Linked DNA regions of Homo sapiens: region 2 is linked to region 1. The links are chromatin contacts, found by Hi-C in ENCODE. All regions are on one chromosome and are shown on one strand. Each heading gives the region's core, a stretch centred on a gene start or an enhancer-like site at or near the end of the contact. The rest is flanking DNA. Distances are from core to core; before and after follow the strand shown. Region 1 has its middle 160 kb from the start of RAI14-DT. Region 2 overlaps CAPSL (calcyphosine like).

The links. Hi-C counts contacts between places; a loop is a spot of excess contacts on that map. Pooled maps may share reads with other maps.
Region 2: a loop to region 1 is called in a pooled map, with 4 times the contacts of the local background. The contact joins two enhancer-like sites. A Hi-C loop is called at or near these places in 5 of 168 maps with a recorded cell type or tissue (CD4-positive, alpha-beta memory T cell, heart left ventricle and naive thymus-derived CD4-positive, alpha-beta T cell), 1 of 37 single-sample maps with no recorded cell type and 16 of 50 pooled maps.

Annotation. Positions count from the first base shown.
Region 1 is chr5:34,492,285-34,498,429 of GRCh38, reverse strand. No RefSeq gene overlaps it. Among named protein-coding and RNA genes, the nearest start is that of RAI14-DT, 160 kb to the left of the region's middle. Within about 2 kb of position 1,274, at least 10 of the 41 ENCODE cell types and tissues checked have a DNase peak (open chromatin) inside an H3K27ac peak, as active enhancers do.
Region 2 is chr5:35,919,702-35,925,816 of GRCh38, reverse strand. CAPSL (calcyphosine like) reads left to right here. Exons shown (of 5, transcript NM_001042625.2): 2 at 4,697-4,833. The coding sequence starts at 4,697. Among named protein-coding and RNA genes, the nearest start is that of CAPSL, 16 kb to the left of the region's middle. RefSeq lists a silencer at 596-890. Within about 2 kb of position 1,541, at least 3 of the 41 ENCODE cell types and tissues checked have a DNase peak (open chromatin) inside an H3K27ac peak, as active enhancers do.

The DNA.
Region 1 (6,145 bases), core at 25-2,524:
AATATCACCTACTTCATAGGGTTGTGGAGGGGATTAACTGTTTATATTTGTAAAGTGCTTAGAGCAGTGCTCTGTGCATAGCAGAGATTATGCGAGTATTACATAAATAAAAGAAATAATACCTGTTTCCTCCACGATACTGTGTGATCTATAAAGAGGAGAACTGTATCTGTTCTTTCACTGTAGTGGTTAGCACAGTGCCAGGCCATGTTATTGTTGTTGTTGCTGTTGTTTTACATCCAGCGAGTATTAAATATTTGCCAAATAAATGAATAAAGAAATAAATAACTGAGTGATGTTCTAAATTGGAGTGGGAGTAGAACAACGTTGCAACATCTCAGGGTTTCAGAAAATATTATTTAAGAAGTAGAAGGCTGGGTGCAGTGGCTCATGCCTGTAATCGCAGCACTTTGAGAGGCCGAGGTGGGTGGATCACCTGAGGTCAGGAGTTCGAAATCAGCCTGGCCAACATGGCAAAACTCTGTCTCTACTAAAAATTCAAAAATTAGCTGGACATTGTGGCACATGCCTGTAATCCCAGCTACTCAGGAGGCTGAGGCAGGAGAATCACTTGAACCCGGGAGACAGAGGTTGCAGTGAGCTGAGATCGCGCCATTGCACTCCAGCCTGGGCAACAAGAGCAAAACTCTGTTTCAAAAAAAAAAAAAAAAAGAAGTAGAAGTTTCTAGCTCCATTGGGAGTTGAATTCCTGCCTGTGGGGTTTGTTGGAACTGAATCTTCCATGACAAAGTGTGGGACTGGTGTGGACCATCAGTAGAATCATTGCTTCCCCGCTTCTCCTTGCTTCCCCGCTTACAGTAATTGCCTCCTCTTGGAGAACTGCTAGGTCTCAGACCACCTAGGAAGTGGAATTGAGACCCTGTGAGACCGATGCACAGGCTCCCACCCATGTGGAAAGCTGCAGCCCTGATTAGGTGTTTGGCTGGCTGACCCCACCACCCTTGGGACCGCGGTTTCCCTGAGTAGCTTGAGCTCTGGCCCTGGTCACGACTCAGGGTTGTTCTGACCCTCTCAGAAGAGAATTTTCCAAAACCCCAAACAACGACAGCTTTATGGGCCAGCTGCACTCTGTTCCCTTTGAGAGGCAACCAGAGCTCTTAAATCACATGAAAAACACATCCAAGTTGTGCTGTGGGGACTCACATCAGGCAACTGGCTGCTCTACTCAATTCTTGTCCAACACTAGGTCTCCAAGGAGCCATTTGAAGCCCAGTCAAATAGACCTCGATCACCCTGGCTGGCTGCCAGAGCCTGATGGTCCTCTGCCTTCAGAGCCTCTGCAGCGTGAGCGCTGGACAATTTCCTGTGGCCCATGGTCTCCCCAGCCAGGTTAACGTTCAGCCTCCCTGTCTTCTGGATCCCACCTTGTTTTTCTGTTTTGTTTGCTGAACGGCCTCAGGGTTTCCCCTTTCCTGCTCCAGCCCATCTGGAAGTCTCTTTATTAACAGTTTATTTGCAAGCTCATGGTGGTCTATGAACTTGTCTGAAATTTCCTGGAAAAGAAACAACTGCTTGAGTCCCAGGGGAACCTTCTGTCAGTCTCTCCTCAGACAATTCTGAGTGGCTATTCATGTGGTATGTGGCTACTCCTCCCCTTTCACCCACCCCCACACACCTTGAAAACAGCCTCCAGCTCCAATAAAAACATTTCAGAAGTCCTGACAGAGAGCAAAGACTGCGTTCTACTCCTAAAAGAGTGTAGCCTGCAATGGTACCGAGTATGTGGGGGATGCCACCTTCTAGGTGGGCTCTTCAAGGATAGTTTGAGGAGAAATCCTAGGCGAGCCTTTTAGAAGCTATTACTTGCCGTTTGTTGGCTTGTGAGCGAGAATTTCTAGCCCCGCCGAGGTTTGGTTGTGAGAACCAAGCCGTGAGCTGGGGAGGAGGGGAAGGGACCGATGCTGAAGATCTGCTTCCTATTTCTCCTATTCCTCCCTGCCTTCCTATTTCTGCCCACTAGGATGAGCGGTCACTCCGAGCTCTTCCTCTGAGGGCACTCCAGAGCCTGGCAGCCAGCTCCCGAGATTCCCTCCCTATGCAGCTTCTTCAGTCAATCACCTCTCGGTCCTTGGCAGCAGCATCCACTTCCCACAGGAGGCCCCGTCCTGAAAGAGAGGGAGCCAGGCTTGGCTTCTGCCCCCGTGGTAGGCCTTGGGTAGCAACACACTTGCTAACACCCCCACTTTCAGGCAAATCCCATGTAACTACTCAACAGACCTTGCATTTTCTTAAGGCGAAAGGTACGAAACACAACTTAAAATGCTGATGGCTTTTGACTAGGAACAGAACTCAGAAATGACCAGTTTGCAGGTGTTCAGGTTTTCTTAAGCCACAGTAACCTGCCCTCCAGTGAAATCTTACTGAGAAGCCCATGGGGGTGCCCGAGAAGTGGGGAAGGGTCCAGGCCCCACAGACTCGCTCCCTGATCCTCTTGGTAGTTCCTGAGGTTCTCATGCCAAATGCCTAATATTCTCTAGAGCCCACTTTGAAAGTCACTCGTTTCCATGGAGCAAAGTGTAACTAACTTGAGAACCCAAAGGACTCGCCCAAGGTAGGTGTTACTTGGAGACCTGGGCACAACTGGACCCCAGGTCTCTTAAAATCAGGTTTATGCACTTAGAGAAATTCTGCTAAATGTTTTTTCTCTCTGTCTCTCAATACACACACACACACACACACACACACACACACACACACACACACACACACGGAGTCTTACTCTGTTGCCCAGGCTGCAGTGCAGTGGTGCAATCTTGGCTCACTGCAGCCTCCTCTTCCTGGGCAATCCTCCCACCTCAGCCTTCCACATAGCTGGGACTACAAGTGTGAGCCACTATGCTGGGCTAATTTTTGTATTTTTTGTAGACACAGTGTTTCGCCATGTTGCCCAGGCTGGTCTCGAAATCTTGGGCTCAAGTGACCCACTCACCTCAGCCTCCCAAGGTGATAGAATTATAGGTGTGAGCCACCACACCTGGCCTTAATGTGCAATTTATTAACCACATTTGGTTTAGAGTTGGTCCTATGGTGAAACGGTTCAATGCTCATCCCTCTTCTGTTTTCATTAGTTTAAGTAATTGTTCTTGGTCGGCATATTAGCCAGCCAGGGCTGCCAGAACAAAGTACCAAAGGTTGTGTGGCTTAAACAACAGGAATTTATTTTCTGACAATTCTGGAAGCTAGAAACTCAAGATCAAAGTCAGTGGGGTTGGTTCCTTCTGAGGACTGCCTCATTGATAGATGGCCGTGGTTTTCTCTCTGTAATTGTCTGTGTTTAACTTCCCTCCTCTTATAAGGACATCAGTCATATTGGAATAGGACCCTTCCATATGACCTCTTTTTATCTTAATTACCTCTTTGAAGTCTCTATGTCCAGATATATCACATTCAGAGGTACCAGCGTTTAGGACTTGAACACATGAATTTGGAGGGGGTGAGACCCAGTTCAGCCCATGACTAAACCTCACCTTTTCTTCCCCTAGTGATTAATTCAAAGAGAGCATATGGAAACTATATTCCCTGAATTCTTGTACATTCAAAAACATCGTACTATAGCTTTCTTTTTAGGTTACTTTTTTCTCTTGAAACCTGGAAGGCATTGTGCTATTGACTTCTAGTCTTGTAGGTTGTTATGGGGAAAGTCTGAGGCCAGCAAAATGTTTTTCCAGCTCCAACTGCGGGACACATGAAGGAGGTCACATCCAGAGACACTCAAAGAAGAGGAGGACTACAGCCTCATGAATGACCCTGAGGGAGACCACCCAAAGAACTGTCTGACTGAACACAGCCCAAACTGCTTACCCACAGGGTCTTTAGCCAGTAAAATAGTTGTTTTGAGCCACTATGTTGTGGGGATGGTTTGTTACACAGCAATTGATAACTGACACACAGAGCTAGCAGGAATTCTCCCTGGATCACTGTGCTGTTTCTTATGACTTGGGGTTGTTTGGGTGGGTGAATAGTTTAGCCTGTGTTTCTCTCCAGATAATTGACAGCAGCTGCAGAGTTACTCATAATGCAGTGTGGAAACGCTTGCTTCCTCCTGTCTCCCAGATAGACTGCTTCCTGTGCATATGTGAATCTGAATCTGAGTGAATCCTCTCTCAGCACCACATTCTCAACTTCTCACAGGGGCTAAACTTGGCTCCTACTCTCTGGTGTCCCCCACCTCTCTCAGCTCCTCCCTGCCTTCCTGTTTGACTTGCAGTGGGTTTGGCATTCTTTCATCAGATATCGCAGTTGGGGTTGCAAATATTACATAGGTTTATCACACATAGGGCTGCATTTCTGTTTCTTGATTTTTTTGGGGGGGATAGGAGGGTGTGAAAAAGAGGCACTTCTAGGTTTGCTGTGACATTAAAAAATATTAGGATAAAAAAATTTTAAAAATATTAATCTGTTCAGGCTGCTGTAACAAAATACCATAACCTAGGTGGCTTATAAACAATAGAAATTCAGTTCTGATGGTTCTGGATGCTGAGAAGTTCAAGACCAAGTTTCCAGCAGGGTCCGTGTCTGCTGAGCACTAGCTCTCTGGTTCAGAGATGAACTTTTCACTGTGTCCTCATGCTGTGGAAGAGGTGAATAAGCTCATTTGGACCTCTTTTATAAGGGCACTAATCCCATTCATGAGGGATCCATCCTTTTGACTCAATCACCTCCTAAAGGCCCCACTTCTTTTAACTGCCATATTGGGGATTAGATCTCAAAATATGAATTTTGGGGAGACACTAACGTTTGAACCATAGCAGCGGCCAACATAAGATTGTCAATTTTTTAATATAAGAAGATTTAAAAAGAGCAGCTGTGGCCAAACAAAAATATGACAAAAAGCTCATCATCACTGGTCATTAGAGGAATGCAAATCAAAACCACAATGAGATACCATCTCATGCCAGTTAGAATGGTGATCATTAAAAACTCAGGAAACAAGAGATGCTGTAGAGGATGTGGAGAAATAGGAAACTTTTACACTGTTGGGAGTGTAAATTAGTTCAAGCATTGTGGAAGACAGTGTGGCGATTCCTCAAGGATCTAGAACCAGAAATACCATTTGACCCAGCGATCCCAATACTGGGTATATACCCAAAGGATTATAAATCATTCTACTACAAAGACACATGCACATGTATGTTTACTGCTGCACTATTCACAATAACAAAGACTTGGAACCAACCCAAATGCCCATCAATGATAGACTAGATAAAGAAAATGTGGCACATATACACCATGGAATACTATGCAACCATTAAAAAGGATGAGTTCATGTCCTTTGCAGGGACATGGATGAAGCTAGAAAGCCTCATTCTCAGCAAACTAACACAAGAACAGAAAACTAAACACTGCACGTTCTCACTCACAATTGGAAGTTGAGCAATGAGAACACATGAACACAGGGAGGGGAATATCACACACTGGGGCCTGTCAGGGGGTGGGGGACTAGGGGAGGGACAGCATTAGGACAAATACCTAACATAGGTGATGGGTTGATGGGTGCAGCAAACCACCATGGCACGTGTATACCTATGTAACAAACCTGCGCATTCTGCACATGTATGCCAGAACTTAAAGTAAAATTAAAAAAAGAGCAGCTATTTTTCATTATCATCACCCTTTCAGAAAAGAAATCCATTATAATACCTTATAATTACAAGTCTATAAACTCAGAAAAAAGGATAATCCTTCTTAAGAGAGAATTAAGATATAATGTACTTTAATATTTGTGTTTATGGGAAATACTAATGGATGGAGACGCAGAAAACTTGCAATTTAAAATTAGATTTCACTGAGTGCAGTGGCTTAGGCCTGTAATCCCAGCACTTTGGGAGGCTTAGGTAGGAGGATCCCTTTAGCCTAGAAGATTAAGACCAGTCTGGGCAACAAAGGGAGACCCCATCTCTCTTAAAAAAAAAAAAAAAAATCACAAGGTCAGGAGATCGAGACCATCCTGGCTAACACGGCGAAACCCTGTCTCTACTATAAATACAAAAAAAAAAAAATTAGCCGGGCGAGGTGGCGGGTGCCCGTAGTCCCAGCTACTGGGGAGGCCGAGGCAGGAGAATGGCGTGAACCCGGGGGGCGGAGCCTGCAGTGAGCCGAGATCGCGCCACTGCACTCCAGCCTA
Region 2 (6,115 bases), core at 292-2,791, 1.4 Mb before region 1:
GCGTAAGCCACCGCGCCCGGCCAGAAGACTTTGTGGTCTCCTGTTTTTTAAGAAGACTTTTTCCCTTTTTTGTGGTCTCCTGTTTTTTAAGAAGACTTCTTCCCCTTTTAAGAAGACTTTTTCCTTTTTTAAGAAGAATTTTTCCCTTTTTAAGAAAACTTTGCGGTCTCCTGTTGCTCTCAGGAGAAAATCCAAATCCCACCCTGGCACCCCAGGCTCTTTGGGATCTGATGGCTGCCCGCCTGGTCAGTTTCATCTTTACCCACAATTCCCCTTTCCCTACTTCCTCCGAATCTTCACTACTGTTCATCTCCCCCTGCCACCCATACCTCTGTTCTCCAACCATACTGAAATACTTGTACTTTCCTAATTATATTGTTTTCTCTCTCACCTTAGTCTGAGTAGTTGGTACACCTGCTATCTAAAATATCCTTCTATCCCCACGTCCCCAGCCTCGATAACTACCACCTTCCATTAGGATGAAAGTTTAGACATCACCTCCTCTGAGAGGTCCTCAGAAAGCCCCACTCCCAGGCCAGGTAAGCCTCCCGTCCTCTTGTGATTGCATCCCCTGCTCAGCCCCCAGGCTGTAAGCGTTGTCTTGGTCCTGCTTTCATCCTACCCCTAGCACAGTGCATGGCGCTTCCTGAGCTCTTAGCAGACCTGTGTGGAAGGCAGAGACTGAACCGCATGCCTGGCCGGGGGAATGTGCAGACGCCTGAGAACACGTGGTGGCGCTGCGGCCAAGTGCGTCGGGAGCGCAGCCTCTTCGCCTTGCACAGGGATGCGCTCCGTTGTCACCACACCGGATCTTTAAGGTTCAGACAGAGTCTTCTACAGGCAGAGACACTTTGTGCACTGCTATGAAGTCGGTGACATATGTTTGGGGACTGACTCTTGCCCTGGTGCCTGGCGCCTTTATTGAAACTTCAAAGCTGAGCATCTCCCTTATGCACTTGAGATCCTGTGCAATCCTGCCTTCCTTAAAAGCCCCGGTGCTTAATAAACTTTTCCCTTCTGCTTAAATACAGGAGATCAGGATTCAAACTAATGAAGACTCTAGGCTATTCAAGGGCTTGCTCCTCTGAGTAATTCCTCACACTCCCACACTCTATTCCAGCATAGTGCCTCGAAAAGAGTACACAATACAGTTAGCTAGTGGTTGGTGAACTGGGTGATTCAATGATTAAAAGGGATGCTTACTATGGGCATTTCAAGTTTCACGGTAGGCTAGCAGGAGAGAATGGACTTTTTTCCCCTTGAATTTATTAGACTCCAGAAATAAACTGCCAACATCATCGCTGGGTAGGGTCAGCCTCAAGAGGTGGGACAGCCTGAGGTACTGGGCTGGCAGTTTCTTGCCTTCCTGGACTCGATCCCACTTTCCTATGAGAAAGCACCATCAAACTGTGCTTTGAGATTCTTATATGTTATTTCACAAACCACAAACATGATGAAGCAGAAAGAGCCCTTAGGAATCAGAAGCCGTCTGTTTTGGTCTTGGCCAGGACTTTTGAGCAAGTCACTTTGCCAACCCAAGCCTTAGTTTCCAAGTTTGCAAAATGAGGTTGCACTAGAGAATCTTCAAGGGTCATACAGTTCTAACAGCATGTGGATTACTGTGAGTCATGTTTCCGTGCGACTTGGGCAAGTTACCTGATTTCTCTGCATCCTAATTTCTTTATCTGTGAAATACCAATAATAGTAGTAACTAGCTCATAGGCTTGTTTTTCTTTTTTAACCTTTGCTAATTTACCAGGATGACTACGTGCCCAGCACACTTTAAATTTTTTTTTTAAATTGACAGATAAAGTTGTATGTATTTACTTTGTATAACATGATGTTTTGAAGTATGTATAATTGTGGAATGACTAAATCTAGCTAGTAACATCTGTGCATGGGTTTTATTTTATTGAGATGAATACACATAACATAAATTAGCAATTTTAAAGTGTATATTACATTCACAATGTTGATAAACCACCGTCTATGTCAAGTTCCAAAACATTTTTATTACCCCTGAAGGAAACTTTACATTCATTAAGCAGTCACTCCCCACTGGCCCTCCCACCCCAGCCCCTTGCAACCATTAATTTGCTTTCTGTCTCTATGAATTTGCCTATTCTGAATATTTCACATAAATGAAATCGTACAATGTGTGACATTTTGTGTCTGGCTTCTTGTACTTAGCATAACATGGCCAAGGTTTGTCCACATTGTGGTATCTATCAGTACTGTGTTCCTTTTTATGGCTGAAGAATGTTTCACTGTATGGCTATACCACAATTTGCTTATCCCTTTATCCATAGGTGGACATTTGGTTTGTTTCTACCTTTTGGCTGTTGTGAATAATGCTGCTATAAACATGGGTATATGTGCATTTGTTTGAGTTCCTGTTTTCAGTTCAACTCAAGGGGTTTTTGTGGGAACTGGACACATGCTTACTACCTAGTGGGGGCACCACTGATGCCTTTAATATTATTCTGAAGGTGTGCAAAGAGGGTCCCACTGGGGATCTGTCCCAGATCCAGGAGCTGGATCTCACTTTCTCTCCATGACTGGTTTTTAGTCTCTGTTTCTCTTCATTCTCACTTACTGTCATGGATGGCAGGGAAAAACCAGAGCAAAATGAATAAGGTGGACAAGGTAGGGGAGATGTCATGGGAAATGAGAATGGGAGGTGAGTGGCTGGGGACAGCCATTGGGCAAGTATCATGAAGCAAGGTCAAGGGTCAGGAAAGATGATGGTGGTCCTGGGAAGGATCAAGACTCTGAGGTGGGTTTAGAGAATGAGAAGGGCATGTTGTTGACACCAGTTCCTGCTTCCATAGGGGTTGGGGTGGGGATGGGGCGCATGCCACTAGCAGAATATGGTCAGGGCAAGAGAATGGCTCAGGCAAGGATGAGTAAGACAGCAGGACATGGCTAGATGAGTGAATTGGTGGTCTTGTCTGTGACTCAGGATTCTGGCTGTTAATAAGGGGACAGTTAGTGCTGAAGCTGGGAACGAGCTCTGGGAATTGTCAGCTTGAGGTCAGGTAACAAAATAGTAATAAGCAAACGCCAGTTATTAGAAAGCTAAAGCTGCCAGGAAGGGCACAGTCTTGGCTGCAGGTGTCCCTGTTGGATGAGAATTGGAACATGCTCCTTGTGTGTGCCTGGCAAGAACGGAGATGGAAGTCTCTAAGCGCAGGGTGTGCCACCGTCTGGAGTTCCAGGGAACCTCTGCTTAGGTGCCAGTGGAAGCAGAGGAAGACTGTGTAGCTTTAGACAGAGCAAGTTTTTCCTAATGTGGAGTAAAGAGCTGGGACGTAGACAGGTCTCCTTCTTGACCCGAGGTTCAAGAGAACTGAAAGGAATTGCTCCCACCTTCATCCACATACTGGGAATCTGAATACAGGGCAAGAAAGAGGGATCCTGTACCTTGGCTCGGTGGAGGCTGCAAGAAAGTGGCCACGTTAAGTGTATGCATCCCTGAATTGTCTATTCTGGCCTCAGTTATTGGCTTGATGAGATTCCCTTTCCCAAAAGTCAAATAAGGAGTACCCTCTATGGGAGACCTTTCAGGGTGTATAGGAGAACAACACTCTTGGCATAGACGAGGTTGTGAATCTGCAGGTTGCTGTCTTTGATGAAAATAATTCAGTCCTAATGTAGCACTTAGGGGAAGTGCCAGAATTTGACTGGGGAGGGAGCCTCGAAGCCAGGGTGGAACCACATTCTAATACCGTTTTTTTTTTTTTTTCTGCACATTGCATGCTGTCCTTTGCACATCCTTCGAGCCTCTTGCCTCTCATTCTTTTCATTCACGACTCACAGGTAACTTCCAGAATCCCCCATTTACTGAATATGTGGACTTATGAGAATTAGTGTTTTTTGAAGCTGGGATGGAATTTAAAGACCATCTTATCCAATCCTCCCAGTTAAAAGAGGAGGAAACAGGCTGTGAGATTCACTCACAGGCAGGTTACCAGGCAGATGGGGGTGAGGGGTTGGGGGAGTTGAGGGGTGGGGATTGAAGAGTCAGGACTATAACCCAGGTCTCCAGGCCCCCAGCTAAGTGCTCTTCCCACTGTTGTGCAAGCTTTGAGAGCTCAAGTGTGGCTACAAGAGTTTGTACGTCCCTTGGGGACCACTCAGGAGACAGCACTTCACTGCACCCATCCTAAGAACCTCATTAGGTGTTAGTGGATACTAACCTGTGAATCAAGGAGACCATACCCATTACTGGTAAGAATCATTAAGGATCAAGTGCTGAAAATCTCATTCAAGACAGAAGCAACAAAATCAATGTTTAGACCAAAGAGGAGAACATTAAATGTGAGGGTCAAGGGAATATGGAAAATTCTACATAAAATAATATGGTATATAATGTTGGTTCAAAAAAGAGAGTATAGAGAAATTGCACTTCTTTTATGGATGGAAGAGGGCTTCAGAAAGATCAAAACATCTTGGGAAATGGTGATATATTTAAGATTATTGTCTAGGCTGGAGAAACCAGATGTCCTCAGGACTAGATAAGTAAGTTATAAATATGCCAGGCACACAGTTGGCATAGAGAAAAATTGGAAATTCTGAGAGGTTTCCTGACAGAGAAGGCTGTAAATTTCCTTCTCAGTGAGGCTTCTGTCACTCTGCCCAGCCAGAGGCAGCGGCGAGGCCTGGACTTTGCTAACATGCTATGGCTTCCCCTCAGATGGCAGGGACAGCGCGCCATGACCGAGAGATGGCGATCCAGGCCAAGAAAAAGCTCACCACGGCCACCGACCCCATTGAAAGACTCCGACTGCAGTGCCTGGCCAGGGGCTCTGCTGGGATCAAAGGACTTGGCAGGTAGGACCCAGCTACAAGTGGCAGGGAATGGAGCGGGAAGGAATGACTCTGCCAGGTGAGGCTAATGTTGGCCACGTGGTCTTGGGGAAGTCATCTCCTCCTAGGGGCTCAGTTCCTTATTTGTAAAATGTAGAGTTTAGAAGAGTTGATCTATGAGGTCCCTTGTGACAGTTTTTGGATCTTAGTCCCAGATTCGGCAAGACTCATATCTGCTACAAGACAGTGCAGCTCTGGGAAAATATGAGGTAAAGGGAGAAGCAGCATGTGCCCTGGCATGGAGATGCCTACCAGGACAATGAGAGGGACTCTCTCTGCAGCTGTGATAATAAAGGCCAGGGTGGAAGAGGGAGGAAGGAACAGCCAGTTAGCCCTAATTGCAGAATTTGGAATTTTGCTCTCGGGCAATCATTTCTCCATCACTTCCAGGGACACTGGTATTGCTTGTCAGATAACTGATAGCTCACTGCCAATGGGGTTCTCTCAGCTGGGTAGCTCCTGTTCTCCCACCCTCTGTCCTCTGAGTGTGAATAGTTTTAAGGACTGAGAAACCAAAAGGGAAAGGAGATTGTGAGCCTCCTGAGGGCAGGTCCTGTGCATTATAAGAAACTCCATCAAGAGCCTGCCATGGGCCAGGCATTGGACACATCTCAGGGACCCGTGGGTGAACAAGGCTTCTTAAGCCCCCATGGAGGACTAAGACTATGGACAATATGAGTGATCTAAATGGCATCTCAGTGGTGTGAGAAGTTGTTTATTAGAGAAGTACAGGGTGCCAATGGGAGGGAAATCTAGCCTTGGACCCAGAAGATGCGGAAGGCTTCACTTCCAGCAAGGTACTGAGTGCCTGGGAGAAAACTCTGAACAGTCCCAAGTCTCAGACTAAGCCCAGCTCTGTCAGAAGGCCAGGCAGTGGGGATATGGACCCTGGTGGCCAGGCTGCCCCAGTCCAATGGGAAGACCAGCACCCATGCCCTCAATATTGTGTCACTTCCACCTCTATCCCATTCATCATGGGTCCACATCATTGTCCTTAGTGCAAACCCTTGAGGAATCCTCTCTTCCACTCTCTGGTTCACTCAGTGGAATCCCTCCTGCTACCTGTGCCATCTTCACCCCATACCCACTGCACACTGCGTCTCTACCAGCCTTTCCACTGGGAACCAGTCTACAGTCAATGGACACCGTTCCATCCTAAGCCTTTTGCAGAATGTGCCATCTGCCTCACTTACTGGCCTTGGCCTTCTCTAAGTAACTCCTAACTCAAGTGGAAGCTGCCCCTCTC